2 separate regions of the Mus musculus genome follow, and region 2 is linked to region 1. A link is a loop called in an ENCODE intact Hi-C map of the cell type or tissue named here. Cell type or tissue: left cerebral cortex. All regions are shown on one strand. Links, peaks and the distances in the headings refer to the core of each region. The heading gives the core; the rest is flanking DNA.

Evidence for each region. A loop is a pair of places that touch in the nucleus more often than their neighbours do. Peaks named below come from ENCODE experiments on the same cell type or tissue, not always from the same donor. Only the 100,000 strongest peaks of a DNase experiment are listed, where the experiment ranks them.
Region 2: it touches region 1 in a loop (2.5-fold over the local background); 2 of 42 quality-filtered maps call a loop at or near these places.

Annotation. Positions count from the first base shown.
Region 1 is chr6:72,931,455-72,947,920 of GRCm38, forward strand. No RefSeq gene overlaps it. Among named protein-coding and RNA genes, the nearest start is that of Tmsb10, 19 kb to the right of the region's middle. In left cerebral cortex, for the core only: a CTCF peak has its summit at 9,211 (motif pointing right); a DNase peak (open chromatin) is centred at 9,233.
Region 2 is chr6:73,050,537-73,058,536 of GRCm38, forward strand. It overlaps Dnah6 (dynein, axonemal, heavy chain 6), which reads right to left. Exons shown (of 77, transcript NM_001164669.1): 62 at 3,121-3,256. Among named protein-coding and RNA genes, the nearest start is that of Gm20560, 43 kb to the left of the region's middle. In left cerebral cortex, for the core only: a CTCF peak has its summit at 4,770; DNase peaks (open chromatin) are centred at 439, 4,449, 4,727, 5,024 and 1 more place; H3K27ac peaks cover 259 bases.

The DNA of each region.
Region 1 (16,466 bases), core at 4,541-12,540:
AATGTGTACATACACTACATATAATGAATGTATATATATTCATTCTATAAGTTCTGTTCCTCTAGAGACAAATACAATTATCTAGTAGCTATTTCAGTTAGCTAGTGGTGTACCCAAGAGGCCAGCAGCAACTCATTACTACTCATTGAGACAAAACAAGTAGGGCTCTCAGTTACCAAACTAGGCTGATAATTTCCAGACACTCCCAGGGCCTGGCTTTTCCTGACCATTGCCTCTGTGATGGTTTGCTATGCTCGGCTCAGGGAGTGGCACTATTAGAAGGTGTGGTCCTGTGCGAGTAGGTTCGGCCTTGTGTAGGTGTGTCACTGTGGGTGTGGGCTTTAACACACTAATCCTAGCTGCCTGGATGCCTGGAAGTCAGTATTCTGCTAGCAGCCTTCAGGTGAAAATGTAGAACTCTCAGCTCCTCCTGCACCATGCCTGCCTGGATGCTGCCATATTCCTGCCTTGATGATAATGGACTGAACCTCTGAACCTGCAAACCAGCCCCGTTTAAATGTCCTTATCAGAGTTGCCTTGGTCATGGTGTCTGTTTACAGCAGTAAATCCCTAACCAAGACAGCCTCTCTCTTCATCTAGGGATTTCTTTTCTTTCTTTCTTTCTTCCTTCCTTCCTTCCTTCCTTCCTTCCTTCCTTCCTTCCTTCCTTTCTTTCTTTCTTTCTTTCTTTCTTTCTTTCTTTCTTTCTTTCTTTCTTTCTTTCTTTCTTTCTTTCTTCTTTTAGGTTTTTTGAGACAGGGTTTCTCTGTGTAGCCCTGGCTGTCCTGGAACTCACACTGTAGACCAGGCTGGCTTCGAACTCAGAAATCCACCTGCCTCTGCTTCCCAAGTGCTGGGATTAAAGGCATGCGCCACCACTGCCTGGCACATCTAGGGATTTCTTTCCACCTATGCCCAGATAGCTCAGTGAGTGTAGGTACTTGTTGCCTAGCTTGAGTTCTTGAACTCAATCATGGCTCCTACATGGTGAAAAGGGAGAACTGACTCTCAAAAGTGGTCCTCTGGTTGCCACACTTGTGTTGTGGCAAGTGTGTGCACACATGTACGCCAAACAAACAGATAAATGTACTTTTTAATTAATTAATTAATTTTGAAACAGGATCTTACTGTATAGCTGTGGTTGGCCTTGAACTCACAGAAGTCTGTCTGCCTCTTCCCCTCTGCCCTTGGATATTGGGATTAAAGGCATGTACCACTATGCCTAGCATAAATGTAATTTTTATTTTTATTTTTTAAAAATTTATTTATTATTATACATAAGTACACTGTAGCTGACTTCAGACATACCAGAAGAGGGCCTCAGATCTCACTATGGGTAGTTGTGAGCCACCATGTGGTTGCTGGGATTTGAACTCAGGACCTTTGGAAGAGCAGTCAGTACTCTTGCCTGCTGAGCCATCTCACCAGCCCCCATAAATGTAATTTTAAAACAACAGCACACACCAGTCCCTACGAGCTATCATAAAGTTGCAGCTGGGTCTCTTTCTTTCTGAACCCTGACTCAGAAAGGTATGACTCTTTTTTTTTCTTTCTCTCTCTCTCTCTTATGTCTTTCTTTCAGATGCTGCTCACACCTAAGAATACTTTTCTGGTACTTTGGGCTTCCTTACACTTCCTCTAAAGCTCCTCTCCCCACCTTGTGACAGCCTGTCCACCCTGTGTCTGACCTCCTGTCACTCTTTGGTAATCTAGTTTTACTTCCTGTTCTCCAGGGTTTATTCTACTTGGCAATAAGGCTCTTCCTGGTTCTTCTATGAGTAAATCAAACCCCAAAGAGAAAGTCTGTTACCCACAGTGCCTGCTTCCGAGTCATGCCAATAGGTCAAGACCAAATTTGTTGGCTCCTGTTTTAGTTATGGTTTTACTGCTGTGAGCAGACACCATGACCAAGGCAACTCTTATAAGGTCGATATGTTATTGGGGCTACTTACAGGTTCAGAGGTTCAGTCCATCATCATCAAGGCAGGAGCATGGCAACATCCAGGCAGGCATTGTGTAGGTAGAGCTGAGAATTCTACATCTTCATCTGAAGGCTGCTAGCAGAATACTCACTTCCAGGCAGCTAGGGTGAAGGTCTTAAGCCCACGTCCGAAGTGACACACTTACTCCAACAGGGCCACACCTCCTAATAGTGCCACTCCCTGGGCCAAGCATATACAAACCATAACAACTCCCAAATGATCTCTGAGCTCAGAGACCTGCAGAAGGTCTAGGAGGAAGAAGGAAGGCTTCAAGGTAGAGCTGAGAGACAAGTCACAGGCATTTCCTGGAATATGAGTGTGTGTGTTTGTGTGTGTGTGAGCTCTCTGAAATCAGCCATTACTGGCATAGTACCTGCCACACTGCAGCCCCCAGGGGAAATGCTCCATGTTACTTGACAATATCGCCCCACTGAGCCTTCCTGCAGGATTGAGACAGGAGCTGTATCTTGTGGTAAAGGTCTCCATTAGGCACAAGGAGCTATCATGCCTGTGGCTGAGTCAGGATGCTTTGAAAGCCTTCAGAGTGAAAGTCTCCCAAACCAGGAGGGACCTTCACTCAAGCCCCCGGATGACTCAACGCCCAAGAACTCATGAGAGACCAGTCTTGATGCAAACAGCAAGAGGTTTAATCGGGAAAGGCCAGTGCACTGGGGACAACTCGTATCCCCCGCAGGGCTAGAGAAGTTGGCCCCCAGCTCAAAGGGTAAGGGGCTTATAAAGGCAGAAACCGCAAACACCTGGCATGGGCTATGGCATTTGGCAAGCACAACGGGTTCCAGGAACGGTTGGAGTATTCTGTATGAACATTTCCTAAAACAGTGGAGTAAGTTAAACTTCTACTTTGTGGTTAGTACAACCTGGAACAATGGGGCAAATTAAACTTTTACTCCCTGCCATTAGTGGGGTCTATTTTGGACACAAGTCTAGGGGCTTATATAATTTTTAACTCTTCTCTCTCAGGATCTTTCAAAAGCACAGGCCTGTTTTGTTTTAGATAGCTAGTAAGTAATCTTTCTTGGGAAATTCAGGGTAGAAACAAAAATAAAAGCCAGTATGGAGAGGTTGCCGTGTCCAGGGACAGCTGCAGATTACTCGTCTGAGGTCTCACACGGTGGAACCTAGAGACCCAGCTGCTTGCTTCCCTTCTCCCTTCCCTTCTTTCTTTCACAAAATTCAAACTTTAAAAAATTTTTTATTTATTTACTTTCTGTATATGAGTACACCATTGCTCTCTTCAGACACCAGAAGAGGGCATCAGATTCCATTACTGATGGCTGGGAGCCACCACATGGTTGCTGGAAATTGAACTCAGAACCTCTGGAAGAGCAGTGGGCAAATAACCGCTGAGCCATCTCTCCAGCTCGTAAAATTCAAACTTTATTTTAAAATTTTATGTAGAGAGAATCTTTTATAAGCATCACCTGTGAATAAAAACGCTGATGGCCAATGAGCTGAGGCAGGAAATAGGAGGCGGGACACTAATTGGAAGAGAGGATTCTGGGAAATAATGAATAAAAGGAGATGAGAGGTGGGGACTTGGAGAGAGATTCTCGAGTGAGATTCTGGAACGATGCTGAGAGAGACGCTGAGGAGATGTGAAAGAAGAAACGGGCTGGAACTGTGTGTGTATTTATGGAGGCCAGAGGTCAATTTTCGGTATCTTCCTCAATGCCTCTCCACATTATTTTTTGAGATAGCTACAGAGCTACATTAGCTACAGAGCGCACGGTTTTGGTTGGACTGGCCAGTCAGTGAGCACCAGGGAGCCTCCTGTCTCTGCCTCCTCCCAGTGCTGAGCTCACACATTGCCCATAGACACCCAATCTGATTTGTTCTCTCATCTAACTTTTATTTTAGAAAGTATCAATACTTACTGAGACATCCTACCAGTCCCAAACTTTTATTTATTTTCTTTGTGTGTTTGCTTGTTTGTTTATTTATTTATTTTAAAAAATCAATTAATTTATTTATTATATGTGTGTACGCTGTAGCTATCTTCAGACACTCCAGAAGAGGGCATCAGATTTTTGTTACGGATGGTTGTGAGCCACCATGTGGTTGCTGGGATTTGAACTCAGGACCTTTGGAAGAACAGTCAGTGCTCTTAACCACTGAGCCATCTCACCAGCCCCGTTTTTTTTTATTTTTGAGACACGTTCTCCTGTAGTTCTGTCTGTCCTGGAATTCTCTATGTAGACCAGGCTGGCCTCAAACTCTGCCTGCCTCTGTTTCCTGAATGCTGGGGTTAAAGATGCGCCACCAGGAGAGGACCTTGACACCCTGCTGGCTAAGCCATGTTCCCGGCCCCATGTCTTACTCTGCCTTCTATTGCTGTGACAAACACCATGGCCTAAGGAAACTAGGAGGGGAGAGGGTTTGTGCCTTCCATGGCCTGATTACAGTAAGTCTGACAGGGAGAAGCCGAGGCAGGAACTCAAGCAGGGAAGAAACCTGGGGGCAGGAACAGAAGTGAAGGCCATGGTGGAGGGCCGTGGTGGAGGGCTGCCTATGGCATGGGCATGCTCCTGTAGCTTGCTCAGCCTGCTTTTTGTTTGTTTGTTTTTCTAGACAGGGTTTCTCTGTGTAGCCTTGGCTGTCCTGGAACACTTTGTAGACCAGGCTGGACTTGAACTCAGAAATCTGCCTGCCTCTGCCTCCCAAGTTCTGGGATTAAAGGCGTGCACCACCACCACTTGGCTGGCCTGCTTTTTATACAAGCACCTGCCCGGGGATGACACCAGCAGCCGTAGACTGAGACATTCTCATCAACCATTAATCAGGAAAATGCCTTAAATCGGGTTGGAGAGGTGGGTCAGTGGTTAAGGTCCTGAGTTCAAATCCCAGCAACCATGTGGTGGCTCTCAACCATCCATAATGAGATCTGACTCTTCTGGTGTTTCTGAAGACAGCTACAGTGGACTCACATATAATAAATAAATAAATATTTTTTAAAAATTAAAAAAAGAGAAAATGCCTTAAATCTCTGCTGTCAGGCCATTCTGATGGAGGCACTTTGTCAGTTGGATAGCGTCCAATAGCAAATGAGCTTTGGCTGGAGGAAGGGTCTCTTTCTCCAGAGTTGTGCCCACTTAGGTAGCCAACATGGGGGCCTTTGAAAAGTAGCTTTCCAGATCGGGGGTCAGGATGGATCCATTTGCAGCTGGGGCGCTACAGGTGGGGCAGCGGGATCGGCATGGACCATAGGGATTTGGCAGCAATGGACGATTTGGCAGCAATCAACAAAGATATGTCACCATTTCTCCTTAATTCTTTTGTTCTCATTTTTTTTCCCTCCTAGGGACTACACTTCTCTTGTGCAAAGTCAGATTTCCCAGAGTTTATTACTGCAGCAGCGCTGGTAACTTTCTGAGCGCAGAAAGAAGCCCCGTGGTCTGCACAATGGTAAAGGCGCCATTCGACAGAATGCTGTGGAGAAATGAGATCGGGGAGGAAACTCTTTGTAGACCAGGCTGGCCTCGAACTCAGAAATCCGCCTGCCTCTGCCTCCCGAGTGCTGGGATTAAAGGCGTGCGCCACCACGCCCGGCGAAACTCTTGAACTGATCTGGAACACCCTGTAACACATACTGGTAGGGGGGAAACACAAGGCAGCTGTGTCATATTATACTATAGGAAAAAAAGAGGAAACTTTTTCTCGTGCGAATACAATGTATGTATAGAGAGCATAGTAGATTAGCATGGGGCTGTGGGTTTAATCCCTATCACATTCTCTGGTCCCAAACTCATTCTCTACTTTCTCTAGGTTTGGATTATTTGGGGGAAAGGTATGCCAGATCAAAAACTCTGTCTGTCTTTGTCCCTGTCCCTGTCCCTCTACCCCTCCCTCCTTCCCTCACCCACCCCTAACCCCCCTCGTAGTTTACTATATAGCCTTGAACTCCTGATCCTGCCGTCTCTTCCTCCTAAGGGCTGGCATTATAGGAACAGCCTACTTTTTCGGTCTTGGGCTTTTAAAATTCAGAAGTGGTCACCACCAAGAAATTAACTGAATGTGAAGCTGGTTTAGGGATCACTGCTCTGGTCTCTAGGGCGGGTGCCGTAACCTCATGGCTTTACTCTTGTGGTTTGGTGTCTGTTTCATTGGTGGCTTTTCTTCACTTTTTACTGCTTGGATCACAGGACAGAGCACTGTACTGTGATATGCTCTGCCTTTCCTCCCCCCCATCCCCTACTTTAAGAAAGAGTGTTTCTTTGTAGTCCAGGCTTCCTGCCTCAGCCTCTTGAGGGCTGGGGTTACAGTTGTGTCCCACCATGTCCTGCCTCAGTTATCCTTTGCCCAAAGGCAGTCTTGGCACTTCATTCCTTAGGTCGACATAGCATGAGTCTACTGTCTGTAACAGCTGCTTATCATAGTGTTAGCTTTCATTTGCTACACTTCTTACAAAAGAAGAGAGGCTTTGAGGTTTCACAAATTCAGGGCTTGCTTCTGAAAAGGTCCCGAATCTCAGACTTCTGGGTCACCTGCTTAGGGCTAGCCTGGCTAACTACTGGCAGCTGTGTGGCTACTCCATCAGCTTGGTCACTATAGCTTACCAGATGTAGATGTTTTCTGACAAGTTTGGTCCCTGGTCAAGGCTCTGTCTGTCATCAGCATTTCCTGTTCCAGGGGGAAAGTCCCCTTTCAAGCCACACATGTTTAAAACTGAAACCAGAGTCTAACGGCTACCACGTAGGCAGGACACTACCGATGTCGGGATTCTGGTTCCTTCTAAAACCTGCCCTGGGAGCTCAAGGCCACAGAAGCTCAGGGAGCCCAGCTTCTGGCAGTATCAAAATCTGGATTAATTTTGTCTCCATAAAATAATTTTGTCCTCTGCCTTTCTCCTTCTTTCAAACCTTTTCTTTTTACTTTTCACATTTTAAATTTAGCCCAATGTTGTAGAGTACACCCAGAGATGAAAGGGACCTAGCAGGTGATCCTCTCGTCCTTGGAGGAAGAGAGTCAGAGGCATCTCCCTTATTTCCTTTGGAAAACTCAAGAGAGGGTAGTACCTCACGGGCCAGGCATGTAAGGCAAATGAGAGTAGCTTTCTTGGGTTAGGCTCTGAAGAGCTGCGAGACCTTGGCTTCCATTCATCAGGTAGTGCTCTCCCTAGCCTATATTTATTTTGTTTCTTTGTTTTGGGGATGGGAAGGGGATGTAAAACCGTGTGTGTGTGTGTGTGTGTGTGTGTGTGTGTGTGTGTGTGTGTGTGTCTTGGTAGAGTGCTTGTCTCACACACGCAGGGCCCTGGGTTCAGTCCCCAGTACCGGGTAAACCAGACTGCAGCACTTGGGAAATGGAGACAGGAAGGCCAAAAGTTCTAGGTCATCTTAGCTATATAACAAGTTAGAGTCAAGACTATGCTGTGTGAGACCCTGACAAAGAAATCAACAAAAGAGAATCTGGCCATGAGAAACCCCCAATAAAAGTAACTTTTCAGTTACACTCGGGCACTTATTTATGATTCCTCTTTGCTTTTCCTTCGTCTAAAAAAAAATCTAAGGAATATATAAGCACTCAATCAGGCCTCTTTGCAGAACAAGAAAAGTGTGATGATGTAGGTGTCTCTTTAGTCCGAGCTGGTAACGGTAGGCTTGGACTGGCACGGCAAGCAACACACTGTAAAGCTTCTTACCTGGTGGGACTGATTAGGTCAGTCTTGTCATCATAGAAGATGCTTCAAGAGACCAAGTGTCTCTTCAACCAGCACACCTTCAATCCCAGCACTTAGTAAGCAAAGGCAGGCCGATGTCTATGAGTTCAAGGCTAGCCTGGTCTCCATGGCAGCTTCTATCTGAATGTGTTGTCACAGTTGTCACTGGCCTGATTATCCTGTAGCTCCTTTTCTACAGGAGATAGCTGGCTGGACCCTGGCCTACACTGGCCCTAGCTGACTGAGAATTCTTCCTTTCTTGTTCTAGGGGTACTGGGGTGCTCCCTGCACCCTCTGCCTCTTCCAGCTTCACTAGGAAGAGTCTCTCCTCTGAGACCCTCATGTGAATCTCCAGGTTGCCCCTTCTGTTCAACACTTCTGTATCCCGGGACACTTCTCCATTTGTCTAGCCACACAGTTCCTCCTCAGATCTCCCTTCCCCTACCTTTCAGACATTTCCCCCTCTATTTCCAAAGGAGAAAGTCATCCCTATTGTGGTAGTTTGAATGTAATTGGCCCCCATAGGCCATAGGGAGTGGCATTATTAGGAGATGTGCCCTTGCTGGAGGAAGTGTGTCACTGCGGGGTGGGCTTTGAGGTCTCCTTGCTCAAGCTACACTCAGTGTGGCACACAGTCTCCTCCTGCCTTTGGATCAAGATGTAGAACTGTCAGCTCCTTCTCCAGCACCATGTCTGCCTGCAGGCTGCCGCACTTCTTGCTATGACGATAACGATAATGGACTGAACCTCTGAAGTCCTTAAGCCAGCTCCAGTGAAATGTTTTTCTTTATAAGAGTTGCCTTGGTCATAGTATCTCTTCACAGCAATGAAACCCTAACTAAGACAACTATATAGATTCAATATCTTTAAATTTGGAAGTCAAGACTCAGTCATTTTGGTCTTTGACTGCTGTAATCACCTGCCCATGAATCAACGGGGACTTGTATCTTTCTATAAATGTTGGTATCCTTTATTTCATTTATCCATTGTAATTAAATACAATTACAATGTATTACAAAATCCAATGTAATTGACAGATACATTGTCATACTATTGATCTTGTTGCTGGTATACCTTTGAACAATTAGTTATCAGATCAGTTGAGACAGGAATGGGCCCATGACATGGCTTAGGGGGTAAAGGCACTTGCTGCCAAGTCTGATGGCCTAAGCTCAGTCTTCAGGGTACACATGGTAGCAGGAGAAAGGACTCCTACAAGTTGGCCTCTGACTTCTATATGCATGGTGTAATGGACTCAAGCCACTCCCTCCCATACATATATATATGAGGAAAATAAATAGAAATAGTTTTGTCTGTTTGTTTTTAAAGACAGGTTCTTTCCACATAGTCCTGGCTGTCTTGAAACTGCCTCCCTAGTTCTGAGATCACAAGCTTATGCTACTGTGCTTCGTTCTATTCCTTTGTTTGCTGTCTCTGGTATGGTGTGGTCTCTAGGTATTAGACTATTCTCTGAGTTTTAATTTTTGTTCATGATCACAGAAAAGCCAATATGAAATGTGTCCATTTATCTGTTGCTATACCAGCAAGGGCCACTAGATGGTGGACTTTCGCCCTTTCTCAGGTCTGGTCTTTGCTTAGCCTGGTTCCACAGCCTAGGTGGATTGAGATCCTTGTAACCTTGTATAAAAGCTATCTGTTTCCCCTCAAAACCACACAGAATTCATTGGGCATTCCCGGGCAGAACTGAATTCCAGTTGAGGGAAGGTGATGGTATCTTGGAAATGGGACATCACAGTGATGATAAAGGTGAACAGGAGAGCTGCCCTTTAGTTCCACGTCTGAAAGCCAGGTAGGGTTTAGCCAAGCAATCTGTGATTGGGAGCTTGGGCACCCACAGTTGTACAATGATAGTGATAGAGGGGCTACTCCCCCAACATCACTAACAGGAACTGGATTCTGGCACCATAAAAAGTTACTCATGGGCCTTCCTTGTCACAGAGGGAGATGCCTCTGGGAAAATTGACAATGTAAGGGTGCATTTAGTGGGCAGTGGTGGGGTCTGGTGAGAGAGAAAGTGCCATTTAAAGGGATTCAACTTCAAAATTGCTTGAAAGAAGCCTTTCTTAGCGACTCACCCCTGTAATCCTACCTCTTGGGAGATAGAGGCAGGAGATTCAAGCAGCCCAAGGTCACTCTTGCCATATTATAAGTCTGAGGCCAGCCTGGGCTACATAAGATCCTGTCTCAGGTTTGTTGTTATTGTTGTTGTTTGCTTGTTCTTTTAACTGAACAGGGCTAGCTGTGGTTGCTCATACCTGGAATCTAATTCTTAAATTTGAGGCCAGCCTTGGCTACTGGTTAGTGAATTCAAGGCCTCACTATTTAGTCTAAATTAAACACACACACACACACACACACACACACACACACACACACACACACTGAGAATATAGCTCAGTTAGTAGACCCTTGCCCACCATGTTTAGAGTCCTAGTTTGATCCCAGTCAGTGCTACCACATCTGGTAGCATAAATATACCTCAGGAGGTAGAGGCGGGATCAGAAGTTTAAAGTTATCCTTAACTACTGTCTTAGGGTTTCACTGCTGTGAAGAAACACCATGACCAAGACAACTCTTATAAAGAAAAACATTTAATTGTACAGTTTCAGAGGCTCAGTTCATTATCAAGGCAGTGTGTAGGCAGACATAGCACTGGAGGAGCTGAGAGTTCTACATCTTGATCTGCAGGCAGCAGAAGGGGTCTGTCTTCCACAGGCAGCCAGGAGACGGCTCTGATTCCACACTGAGTGTATCTTCCATAGGCAGCCAGGACAAGGCTCTGATCCCACACTGAGTGTGACTTCCACAGGCAGCCAGGAGACGGCTCTGATCCCACACTGAGTATATCTTGAGTGTATATATGAGATCATAAAGCCTACCTCCACAGAGACACACTTCCTCCGACAAGGCCACATCTATCCCAACAAAGCCACACCTTCTAATAATGCCACTCTCTATGGGCCAAGCCTTCAAACACATGAATCTATGGCAGGGGGGGGGGGCAAACCTATTCAAACCACCACATTCCACTCCCTGGCTCTTATAGGCTTGTAGCCATAACACGATTCAAAATGCATTTAGTCCAATTTCAAAAGTCCTCCTAGACTTTCACTGTTTCAACAATGTTTAAAAGTCCAAAGTTCAAAGTCTTTACTGAGATTCATGCAATCTCTTAACTGAAATTCTCTATAAAATAAAAATAAAAAAACAGATCACATATATTCAGTATTACAGGATATATATTACCATTCCAAAATGTTATAGTGAGGAAATACTGGACCAAAGCAAGACCAGAAACGAGCTGGGCAAACTCTAAGCTCTGTATCTCCATGTCTGATGTCCAACTCCTTCCAGCACTGTTGACTGCAACACAATTCTTTCTCTTGGGCTGGTTCTACTCCCTGTTAGCCACTTTCCTCAGCAGATATCACATGGCTCTGGCATCTCTTACATCTTGGGGTCTCCAAGGTAACTTCAACTTTACAGGTTCTTGTTCCAGTGCCTGGGACCCAAACATGATCTCCTGGGCTCCTCCAAAGTGCTTGGGCCACTTCTCTGCAGCACTCTAGGCTCTGGCTGACTCCACTCCACTGTTGCTGCAGTTCTTAGTGATCATCCCATGGTACTGGCATCTCTAATATGCTAAGGTCCTCTGCTACAAGTAGGCTGTACTTTCACCCATAGTCTCTCATAGGCTTTATTCATGATGCCAAGCCTCAACTTCTTTGCATGACCCCTTCAGTCCTGGACCTTCAACTGCCACTGAGATTGCACCTTCACCAATGGTCCTTTCTGGTCTCTCACAGTGCCAAGCTTCAACTGCTCTCCATGACCTCTTCATGGTGATGGCCTTCAAAACCAGTCCACCTGGGTGACTCTTACATATATTACCAAGTTCAGTTGCTAGAACAATGTATCTCTGGAACACAGCTTCTTTGTGCTCTCAGAAAATACTTCCCAGAAGATTTCAAGATTTCACCTCAGTCATGCTGGTCTTTTCTTTTCTTTTCTTTTCTTTTCTTTTCTTTTCTTTTCTTTTCTTTTCTTTTCTTTTCTTTTCTTTTCTTTCTTTCCTTTTTTTTTTTTAACAATATCAGCCAGAGAGTGGTGGTGCACAAACACTTTTATTTGTTTGTTTATTTATTTATTTATTACATGTAAGTACACTGTAGCTGTCTTCAGAGGCACCGGAAGAGGGCATCAGATTTCATTACGGGTGGTTGTGAGCCACCATGTGGTTGCTGAGATTTGAACTTCGGACCTTCGGAAGAGCAGTCAGGTGCTCTTACCTACTGAGCTATCTCACCAGCCCCCTGGTCTTTTCTTAATCACCACTAATTTCATAGTTCCAGCATCAACTGTCCCAGGGACCCCTTCTTTGGTTTTTCAAGGCAGAGTTTCTCTGTATAAGCCTGGCTGTCCTGGAACTCACTCTGTAGACCAGGCTAGCCTTGAATTCAGAAATCCGCCTGCCTCTGCCTCCTGAGTGCTGGAATTAAAGGCGTGCGCCACCACCACGCTCGGCTGACCCCTTCTATTCTTGACTCTAAAACCAGAGCCATGTGTCTGAAGCCGTCTGGTACACACTGCCTTGATAATGAACTGAGCCTCTGAAACTGTAAAATTAAACGTTTTTCTTTATAAGAGTTGCCTTGGTCACGGTGTTTCTTCACAGCAGTGAAACCCTAAGACAGTAGTTAAGGATAACTTTAAACTTCTGATCCCGCCTCTACCTCCTGAGGTATATTTATGCTACCAGATGTGGTAGCACTGACTGGGATCAAAGTAGGACTCTAAACATGGTGGACAAGGGGTCTACTAACTGAGCTATATTCTCAGTGTGTGTGTGTGTGTGTGTGTGTGTGTGTGCTGGGGCTGAAACATGCCTCTCATTCTATTATATTATCACCAGCTTTCTGTTTTCCAACTCCTTCATTGCCTAAGCTTGGCTGTCCTTTTTTTTTTTTTTTTTTTTTTTTTAAAAGATTTATCTAAGTACACTGTAGCTATCTTCAGATGCACCAGAAGAGAACATCTGATCTCATGACGGATGGTAGTGAGCCACCATGTGGTTGCTGGGATTTGAACTCAGGACCTTCAGAAGAGCAGTCAGTGTTCTTCATCTCTCCAGCCCCCTAAGCTTGGTTGTCCTTAAACTTGCTCAGTACCAGGCTGGCCTTGAACTCAGAGATCTGCTTGCCTCTGTCTTCTGGGATTAAAGGTATGTAACATTATGCTTAGAGCTAAGCTTTTCTTTAATTCCTTTTCATAAGTTTTTTATAAGCATGGTTACTATGCCTCAAGATCTGGATCATAGGTGTGCATTCCATACTGGATTGTAGTTTATTCCAGATAGAGTCAAATTGTCAACCAAAGAGAATAGACACCACAATCCATCCCTTGTCAACTGAAGACACAATCATAACTCCTTATGTCCAGATGGAAACAATAACCAGGTCACACAATGCCTAACTTGATATGGCTATCCCTTGTTCAGCTTCTAACACATAAACAATAAGCTTAGCTGAGTGGGATCTTACCCAGAGGTCACCACTTCCTTAATTCCATTTAATATCCTTGAACACAGGATTCAGCTCCGTTACACTTCCTAGTGCTCCTTTAATCTTTGAGCCACACATTAAGTATTTTAGCCCAGTTGCTACTATTGTTCTCCTCTGAAATCTCTCAAGCTGGTTCTCCACAGGCAATGTGGCTCCTCTCCTCACCACTGTCTGTCTTCCAAGCTCATAATGGCTCATTAAGCCCTGCTTATAACATTTAACCACTTTCCAAGCACAAATTTCCAAAGCCTTTTACATCTCTCCAAAATCCACCATTATCAGTTTCCTCACGGCAATAGCCTGTTCCCTGTTGCCAACTTTTGTACTGGTTACTTTTCTATTACTATAATAAAACACCATGACCAAGGCGACTTAAAGAAGAAAGAATTTATTTGGTTTTACAGTTCCAGAGGCTTGGGGCCTGTAATGGCAGGGACAGCACAGCAGCAGGTGGCGGCAGAAATGGTGGCTGGGCGGTAAGCAGAGAGTTGAGATGAGATCTTATTTATTTTATGTATATGAGTACACCATTGCTCTCTTCACACACACCAGAAGTGGGCATCAGATCCCATTACAGATGGTTGTGTGCCACCATGTGGTTGCTGGGAATTGAACCCAGGACCTCTTGAAGAGCAGTCAAGTGCTCTTAACCACTAAGCCATCTCTCCAGCCCAGAGAGATGAGATCTTAGATCCTTAACCACAAGTAGAGATAGTGAACAAGGAATGATGCTTTGTCTCAAAGCCATTCCCAGAGATGTTCTTCCTCCAGGAAGGCTACATACAGACTTCTTTAAATAGAACCACCAGCCGGGGAACAAGTACTCAGATGCTAGAGCCTACAGGCCAGGAACAAGGAACACAAATTCTAGACAAAGCAGTGCCCATAGTTTGGCTGTGGTGGCACACACTTTTAGTCCCAGTACCCAGATGCAGAATCAAGCAGATCTCTGTGAGTTCAAGGCCAGCCTGGTCTACAGAGTGAATTCCAGGACAGCTAGGGCTACATAGAGAAACCCTGTCTCAAGAAAGGAAAAGAAGCAGTGGTCATTTATATGAGTTTATCATAAAGAAGAGATACAAATGGCTAATAGCATATGGGAAGATTTCAATCTTGTTATTATACATGTTAATATTATTAATAATGAGTATCATTTATTCATTATTATTTTTGCAGGGCTGGGGATCAAACATGTTAGGCAAGTTCTACCTTTGAACTTCAACTCCAATCTCAGCTCTCTATCTCGATAGAGGTGTGAGATACATAAATCTATTCATTCGAATTCTAGAAAACCATACACAAAATTTACAGCAGTATTTATCTACCTACCACCTACTTACCTATGTATCCTATTTGCTTCTCCATTTTTACTTTATTATTTATTTATTTTAAAATTTAGAGACAGTGAGTTTTTTATTTGGTCTTACTAAGTAGTTCTGGCCAGCCTCATGGATATTGTCTACTGCTGCTTCTTGTTGGCATTAACTGTATGTAACACTTTATTAGGCTTTTTTTTTTTAGAAAATATTTATCTTAATTTTATGCATATGAATATATCTTTTTCTTCATATGTGAGTGCCAAAGCGCATGTGTGGAAGTCGGAGGACAACTTTTGGGAGTCAGTACTCTCCTTCCACCGAAAGAAAATAAAACTTGAAACCTGTGATTCATGTAATTTATGTCAAATAGCCCAAAGAGTTGTTTGTGAGCTTTGAAACCTGGGGCCGAGAACACAGCAGAACAGGACAGGACATGCCTGGGCAGGCCCGTCGTTAAGACATTCCTGAGGCTGCTTGGCCATAAAGATAAAGAGAATGCAGAGACATGTCCCGACTGGCCCAGCGCCTCACTATCTCCTGCCCTTCTGATGTAGGTTAAATGTTAACCAGATGCTCTGCTGTTACCTCGATCTGCATGTACAGTTTGCTGATGTTTAAATGAACCAATCATGTGAAACTGCATCAATTCCTCCCCCAGCCTCAGCCCCTTTTCTATAAAAACCCCTAGCTTTTGAGCCTTGTGGCCGACAACCGCTGTCTCCTGTGTGAGATACATGTTGGCCTGGAGCTCCAGCATTAAACTACCTCATGTGTTTGCACCAAGAGGGTCTTTGGGTGCACGCTGACTCGGGATACGGGATACGAGTTGGGGTTTCCCCACTATGTTCTTTCATTTGGAGGTTCCACCGAGATTTGCGTGACACCCAGGAACCTTGAAGACCCCTTGGAGGTAATGTTAGTGTGAGTCTTGTATGTTGTCTGTTGTCTAAGTGTTTGAGACTGGTTATCTGGCAGCTGCCACTGTGGACTGTAAGGACCTAGTGGCTGAGGGAGGGAGATGTCCTAAGGCCCACAGGCTGCAACCCTGGAAGTTGTTCCACGGGTGAAGGGGGCGTCGATGTGGAATGACTCCCATCAGAAAGTGGGTGGACATAAAACCTCACCCCCTCGGAGGTCACGTTTGGCTTGATAAGTCCAGATGCGGACTCGTGTGTTTAGACGTTTTAGTGTCTTGTGTCTTTGTTTTGTTTCTTTTTTTTTTTTTTTTTTTTTATGGGACAGACAGTGTCAACCCCTTGTCTCTGACTGTGGACTTGGACTGATGTTAGGACAGAATTTGTCAGTGATAGTTGTCAGGTATTCCTTGTGACTCTTGTGACTTTGCACTTCCTTGTGATTCTTAACTGGTATTTTTGGTATTTTAAAAGTCCTCTTGCAGTTTGCAGCAAGACCGTTTCTCGCGAGTGATTTGGGGTGTCGCCTCACCTGAGTCAGAACGTGGGGGAGTCCTCATGTTGTGGGTCTTTCACCACCACGTGGATCCCGGAGACCCAAACTCAGATCATCAAGCTTGGCAGCAAGCCCCTTCCCCCAGTGAGCCACCTCATAAGCTCATAAGCTTCTAATTAGCTGCCATCTAATGGCTGAAGGCCCACATAGAGCCTAGAGCCCAGAATCATTCCTTTAGTCTCTCTCTCTCTCTCTCCCTCTGTCCCTCCCTCCCTCCCTCCCTCCCTCCCTCCCTCCCTCCCTCCCTCCCTAGTGCCCATCCACATGATACAATCTAGGGATCTTGATTAGGTTTGTTTCTTTCTGCCAGTTAAGGAATTAAAAGGCAGGACAAATCTCAACTGCAGCAGGTAGCAGTGGGGAATTAAACACCGCAGACAGCAGCAGACAGAATCCGTAGATGAAGAAAAATATTATCGAGGGTAAAGAAGGACAT
Region 2 (8,000 bases), core at 1-8,000, 110 kb after region 1:
ACCCAATCTGTTTTCTAGTGCTTTCACATGCTTAAATGTTGTGTGTTGAGTTGGGTGTGGAGGCAGAAGCAGGCAGATCTCAATGAGTTGAGGGCAGCCTGGTATACAAATTGAGTTCCAGGATAGCCAGGGCTACAGAGAAAAAACATGTCTTAAAAACATACACACACACACACTCTCTCTCTCTCTCTCTCTCTCTCTCTCTCTCTTTCTCTCATATACAGTTTTATTTTAAAGATGTATTTGTTTTTATTTCATATTTTAATGTAACACATTTATTATTTGGTAACTTTGTATATGCCTACAATATATTTTGAACATCTCTGACGACTCCTCACCATAACTCTTCCCGGATCCACCTCCACTCTTCCATCCATGTTTATTTTTATTTATGAGCAGTGTGTTTCTGTGTGAGTGAATGCCATATGTGTGTGGGTGCCCAGGGACGTCAGTAGAGGGCTCTGGTCTCTGGAGCTTGAGTTATGGGTGGTTCTGAGCTGCCTGCTGTGGGTACTGGGAAATGAACCCTTGGCCCTCTGGAAGATCAGAAAGCACTCAAGCTCGGAACCATCTCTCCAGCCCCTGCATATTCTAAATAATTACTCTCAATTAATAAAATCCATGCTACTTAAAAACCATGAAAGGCTTTATGTTAATATAATCCAGAGGGTTTATGAAGATTAAGAGTGACAGTGTGATTAATACTAAGTATCACCATTAGTAGAAGACCTAATCTCAGCTTTAGAGCATAAAGCTTATACACAGAAACTTTAACAATTTTCTAACACTTTAGTTCAGTGGATGGTAATTCTTTACCATCTTACCGTTTTTATCAAGAAGCAATGGCTGCTCTTGATATTACTGTGTCTGTGACCCAAACCCCTCCCTTCTTTCTCTACACTCGCTCTCATCCAGTCCTGTGTCCTAGGCCCATCCCTAGCTGTCCATGTGTGGGCTTCTTCTGATTTCATGTGGGGTTCTGCTGTGGCCTCTAGCTATCTCCTTAACTGGGGTATTACACACAAATGTGATTTATATTTGATGCTCTTATTGAATAGAATTTTTTGGCAGTCTTTATTTGGAAGTCAAATGAGTATATTGGGATCCCAGAAAGTCTGCTCCACATAGACACCACACTAGCACACGTCCCAGGTGTGCTAAATAAATAGTAATGTTAGAAGTATGAGGGAAAAGGAAACCCCCACAAGGGGGGACTCGGGAGCTCCTCGCTGATGCTGCTATTCCAGGTGCCATTCAGGGGGTTCCTCTCCACGGCGAGTTCTGAGCATCATGGGGTGCTCAGCGACAATCTGACATCTGTAGCGCTATCCAGTGTGGCAAAGACATATCTCCAAACATTACTAAATGTCCTCTAGGAGCTAAAACGTCTCTCCAGTTTGGAAAACAGAAATAGATCAATATTAAAAATAAATAGAATAGACCAAAACCTGCCTGTTGATAAAGAGCGCCATACACGCTTCGGAATAACAATGTTCCAGTAAAGATATACCTGGACCTTAGCAACAACACCTAAGAATTAGAGATAAGAGCATAGAAATATAGAGATGGAAACTACCAAGAGAAACTTACATTACAAAAGGGATTTTTTTTTTTAAAGGACAGGAGAGATGGCTCAGCAGTTAAGAGCATGGAAGACCCTAGTTCTCTCCATACCTACCTGTAATCCCAGGACCAGGGTATCAGACTCCCTTTTCTGGCTCTCTCAATTACTCCCACATGTGTGGTATACCCATACATAGACATAGATACAGAAATAAAAGCAATTTAAAATAGATTTTAAGTAAAAAAGTATTATTCAGAGTGAAGAGAAATATTACATAGAAATAAAGAATTTACACTGGAGGAAATAATTTTTTTTGCATATAATAGCATAATTTTACAAGATGTAGTAAAAAGAAAAATGGAAAACTATAAACAGAGATTGCCCATCGCATGGTGTCCCTCAGCACGCTTCTCTCAGAACCCGACAGGATGGGAATAAAACCACCAACGAGATGCATGGCAGGGTGAGGGAGCTTGAGCTGAATATCATGTACAGAATCTTGCCTCCAATAAATGAGCTGCACAGAACATTCTCCATTGATAGTACAGGCATAAAGCTGCCGAAATGTCTAAAGAGTCACCAAGAATCAGCCTCATGCAAAGCACAAGGAGAGTTTTCACATAACTGAGTTATGATCCCTAAAATAAGGCCCCCAAATATTAAATGAGTTCGAACTACAAAGCACATTTAGAATTGAAAGGGCCCACATTAAGTGTAATGTTACAGTTCAGAGCTTTGGTGCCTGTGGCCAGCGGAGAGGGTGTCATAGAAAGGTGGGAGGGACTCTGAGCTGTTGGAACTGTCCTGTTTCTCAGGAAGCGGCAGTTCATAAATGGGTACGTGTATGAGGTCAAGTCGCACCTCTGACTTTTTGGTGGATGTTCCGTCCCTTAAAAAAGCTTAAAGGCTCATGGGATACAGCTACAGCTGCCTTAAAATTGATGAAACAGGGGCTAGGGAGGTGGCTCAGGGGACACTGCCGTCTGTGCAAGCATGAAGACCAGTTTTCAGATCCATAGCACCCAGGCGTTCTTGCTCTTGCCTGGAACTCCAGTGGTAGACAGTAGAGCAGGTGGAACTCAAGGACTCTCTGACCAACCCATCTAAAGGAGATGGTTAGCTTTAGGCTCAGTGAGAGACCCTGTCTCAAAAAATAAGGTGAAGTAGTGATAGTAGACATCCAACACCAGCTTCTAAATAAGCAAGTACACTTTCCCATATAGTATATAAACATGCATAACACACGTGTGCACAGGCGTGTGCGCGCGCACGCGCGTGCGCACACACACACACACACACACACACACACACACATACACACACACACACACGCACGAACGATGTAAACTAGCCACGAAATATTCAAAATTCATGGGCCAAGCATTCAGTTCAAGATTTTGTAAAAGTGATTCACCTATGATTTCTTAAAAATAAAAGGATTTTTTTAAAAGTGAAAAGTATAGATTTTGGAGAAAGGATGAACTTGTGAATTTTAGTCAGAACTCAGGAACCCGTTCACCCCTCCCCGTCATCAACAGTACTCTTTGTCGTCTTACCTAATTTTATGGAAATGGGACGCAACAGTATATGTTTTGTAAGTCCTTCAAAAATGGGAAATGACTCTTCTAGATCACAGCACGAGAACCACATCTGAATGGGCAGCCAGGGGGCTTCTGGCTTGGGAGGGCGCTCCTGCAGGGGGACAGAGAGACCGTGGTGAGCCGCAATTTACAGAGACAGCCACTATAGCATGCACGCTCTTCCACCTTGTCTGGGGGAGGGGGGGGGGGAAGAAACTGTAACAGCCTGTTAGAAACAGCCATTCTCTGGGCTGGGAGATGGCTTGTGGGTAGGGGCACCTGCTGTGCAAGAATGAGGCCTTGAGATCAGATCTTCAGCATTGGTGGAATGACTGGGGTGTGGCCGTGAGCATCTTTCAGAGTCAGGGGGAGGGTTGGAACTTGCTGGCCAGAAGCCTAACTGAAACCAGTACACTCTAGGCCAGTGAGAGAGCCGATCTCCAGGAAGGAGGAGTGATAGAAGAGGGTGCCCAGCATTGTGTGCTGGCCTCCATCCATGTGTTAATGGGCACCCCCCAAGTGTACACACCCCCACAAACATTGTCTTAACACAAATAGTCATATATGGTGAAGTAGACATGAGTGGGAAAGATGAGTGTGTTACTATGGTAGTGCACACCCATAATATCATTGGAGGTTGAGACAAGGGTATCATGAGTTCAAAGCCAGCCTAGGCTACCTTGTCTTAAAAGCAAGGACAAAAGCAAGCTAGCAAAAGTCAGAGTGCTGTGGCAACCCCAGTTCTCAAGGGACGGCTCTGAACATGAGGCCAGGCTGAGACTTTCAAGTTGACATTGTAGAGAGCAGAGTTGACCTGGTGAAGGAATAACGTCAAGTCAGTCTGCTACAGCGAGGCCCACCCGAAACACCCTCACCCACCGTCTCAACTTCGAAATACTTTCATGGTTAATGGCATTTTTTTTTCTCATGCACAACTTCAGTCCAAGGCATCCAAGATGGTGCCAGCATGGAAGGATGAGGAAAGTTGAACAGAGGCGTAAGATCAGCACCACGACGGTAAAGATTTAATTTTACAGGGATGGGGAGAAGGCTCAGAGGTTAAGAACATTTGCTTGTTTTGCAGAGAACCTGAGTTCAGATCCCAGTGGCCATGTTAGATGGTTCACAACTACCTGTGGCTTCAGTTCCAGGGGATCTAACACCCTGTTCTGAACTTGGCAAGCACTCACATGCACGCATACACACATGCGCACCACAGTTTAGCTGTGATAAATGCATATGGAGTTATTTCAGATATTCCTAGAAATCTCCACTGTAAAGCCTGGCAATGTTCCTTGAAGCACTTATGTAAGGCTGAAGAGGTTTTTTTTTTTTTTTTTTAGACAGATCTATGACTATAGGCTAAAACTAGTTCTCTGACATTCTCCTAAATAGATGCGTGGGATTTCAGACTATGTTTTCAAACACTTCGTTGCATACAAATCATATATCATCTATTTCAAGCACCTAAAGCAAACAACCCAATGATGTTTGAACGTTAACAGATAAGTGCGACCATCCTACAGCAAGCTTTAAAAAGAATTAATCCTCTCAATATCAGACTATACATAAACACACCAGGAGACATCTCAGGTCCAGTTTCAGGTCGCTGCCACAAGGTGGCTTATGCAAAGCAGTGTCACATCAAGCTTCTGGTTTAGCAGAGCACATGGGATTATTTTATACTAAATGGTGGTCTGTGACATAAGCAACAGGTAGCATTATGCCTAAAAATGCATATCCCTTAATTCAAAACATCATTGCCCCAAATTGCTAATGATCATCCGAGTCTGTTGAGTGGTGACGTCTTCACCAGCGCAGGGTCCTGGTGTTGGTGGCTGCTGAGTGCTCATGGCTGGGGCTGTGGAAGCGACAGTTCCATGCAAATCTTGGCTCTTTCTTTTACAACAGATTTCTCTGCAGCTTGAAGCACTGCTCACAGCATCTCACCCGCAGCAGAACATCTTTTAAAATTGGAATCAGTTCCCTCAAATCTTTCTCATTCAAGTAAGTTCGTGTGATAGTTTATTTTATTTAAAAAGATTAATTTTGTTATTAGTGCCTCCCCTCTGTATGTGTGAGAGAGAGACATGTTTACAGGGACATTCAGAGGTTTTATAAGAGCAGCAAATGCTATTATCCATCGAGACAGCTCTCCAGTTACTTGGATGACATTTTAATCCCCTTCCGCATTCTTCAAAGTATCTCCACTGGAAGTAGTTTCCACCTCGAAAGCTCACACCCTTTGGGCTCTAGGAAGCAATTCAGGTTTCATCACGAGATGGCAGCAAGTCAGTCACTCTCTCCACTCTCTGGGCATTCTAGCTTCAGTTCTCTGGATTTTAAAAGCTGCATCTGTACTTCCTTCCTGTACAGAAGTCTGGATCTTCTCAAAGTCATCTATGAGGGTAGAAACCAACTTATTCTACCTTCCTGTTAACCCCCTCTTTTTTTAAAAGACTTATTTATTATTATACATAAGTATACTGTAGCTGACCTCAGATATACCAGAAGAGGGCATCAGATCTCATTATGGGTGGTTGTGAGCCACCATGTGGTTGCTGGGATTTGAACTCAGGACCTTTGGAAGAGCAGTTGGTGCTCTTCCTGCTGAGCTCTCTCGCCAGCCCTAACTCCTTCTTTCAAATCTCAGATACTCATAACGGTGTCTAGATGCTGAGACCTTTGCAGAGGTTTTCAATTTCTTTTGCCCAGATGTCTAGAAGAATGACATTCTATGGCACCTATATGTGCTCCCTAAGTGGTGAGACTAGAAAAATTGATTACCCTTTGCTCCACTGGGCTGTCCGGGAGATACCGTTCCAGAAAGCACGGAGACAACATTCACCTCATACATCTTGGTGAGAGCTCTTGCATGTCCATGAACACTGTTCACTGGAGTGAAATCTTTTTCTCTCCAGAGCTGTAGATCTTTACAGTGACCTTGAGATGTTTAGGGACTGTGTATGACAATACAGATAAGTTCTTTAAAGAGGCTTGTTTTTAATCTTTATTTATGTGTGTTTGTATGTAGTCATGCATGTGGGTGCATGCAGAAGCCATTAGAGGGTGTTGGATCCTCTGGAGCCAGAGTTCTAGGCAGTTGTGAGCTACTAATGTGTGTGCTGAGAAGCAAACTCAGGTCTCTTGCAAGAGCAGCAAGTACTCTTAACTGGCCAGTCTTTCACTTCTCGGCGGGCTCTATAGCTGTACTTAGCACAGTGGAAGAGTTTTACTGCCATTCGTATTTTTCAATTTTTAAAAATAATTTTTTTGAAAAATTTATTTATTTTGTATTGAAAGACCCTAGTGGGGAGACCCCCACTCAAGTCCCGAGGTGGTGCGCACCCAAGGAATCACGAGAGACCGAGACTGTCTTGATGCAAACACACGAGGCAGTTTAATGACGGAGCTCTGGGCTGATATGTATATCACGCAGGAGACAGAGAAGTCGACCCTAAGGCTCAAAAGTTAGGGGTTTATATAGGAAAGGAGTGTGTGTGGGGGAATAGGGGAAATTGGTGCAGTTACACACAATTGGGCAGTTTACAACAGCAGTAAAACCCTGACTAAGACACTGTGCTTCAAAAACAGAACCAAACAAAATCCCATCAAGATCCCAGACCCAACTAAACAAAGAAACTGTGCCCCCAGTAGCCACACAAACAGTTTTCTTCAGGAGCTCCTGCTTTGTTCTCAGGGCTCTGCTCTTTCCTTGGTGCAGAAGGCCCGGCTTCGTCAACCTTCATCGCTTTTGGCTTTACATTCCAAGTGAGAACTTCATGATGCTTCCTCTCATTTGAACATCTAGAGGTCGATGCAGGGTCATTAGTTGGCTTAATTTCATTCTTTTAAAAATATTTTATTTTATGTGTATGAGTGTTTGCCTGCCTGTATGTACATACCCCATGTGTATATGTGGTATCCAAGGAGGTCAGAAGAAGGCATTGGATCCTCTGGAACTGGAGTTGTAGGTGGTTGTGGGCTGCTGTGTGCGTGCTGGGAACAGAACCTGGATCCTCAGCAAGAGTATCCAGTGCCCTTGACAATGGGGCTGTCTCTCTAGTGGCAGTTTCTTTTTAATTATTTGCTATTACAATGTAAGGGCACTGCTCCATTGGGTGTGCTCTTTGGTAGCACCCCAAACCATTACAGTAGCAGCATTGCTTACCTCTGAGCACAGATGTAAAAACACTAAGGGAATGACCAATGTGTAACCCAGAGTCATGAAGTAAGCCCGGGCTGCTGGATAGTGACCCAGAGATGGCCTGGATGCAAAGTTATCATTAACCTTTAATCTGTAAAAACCACAGCCGCAGAGCCCAGCAAAGCCAGGTGCTAGGAAGTGAGGCATGCGTGGACCCTCTTCTATTTCTGCTTACACCCCTTCCCTTCTGCCCTAGCAAGCATCAAACTACCCTTGGTTCGTGCACGTTTTTCCACAGATGTTTTATATGTGCAAATTAATTTTTTATATCATTCCAGAAAATCTAATGTACCTGATAAGGCAGCAAAGCCCATTTGAAACAAGATAAAATTGGAAATGACTGGAGTTCAGCCTAATAGGTGACAGTACAAAATATATCTCCACACATTTAAAAAAATTTAAGTTGCATTTATCTATCTATCTATCTATCTATCTATCTATCTATCTATCTATCTATCTATCTATCTATTGTGTGTGCATGCATGTGTGGATCCATGTGGGTGCGCACCAGCCCTGATGCACATGTGGCGGTCAGAGGTAAGTTTGTGGGACTCATTTGTTCCCTTCTGTCATGTGGGTCTTGAGGATTGAACTCAGGTCATCAGGTTTGGCAGTAAGTGCCTTAAATCCATGAGCCATTTTGTTGCTC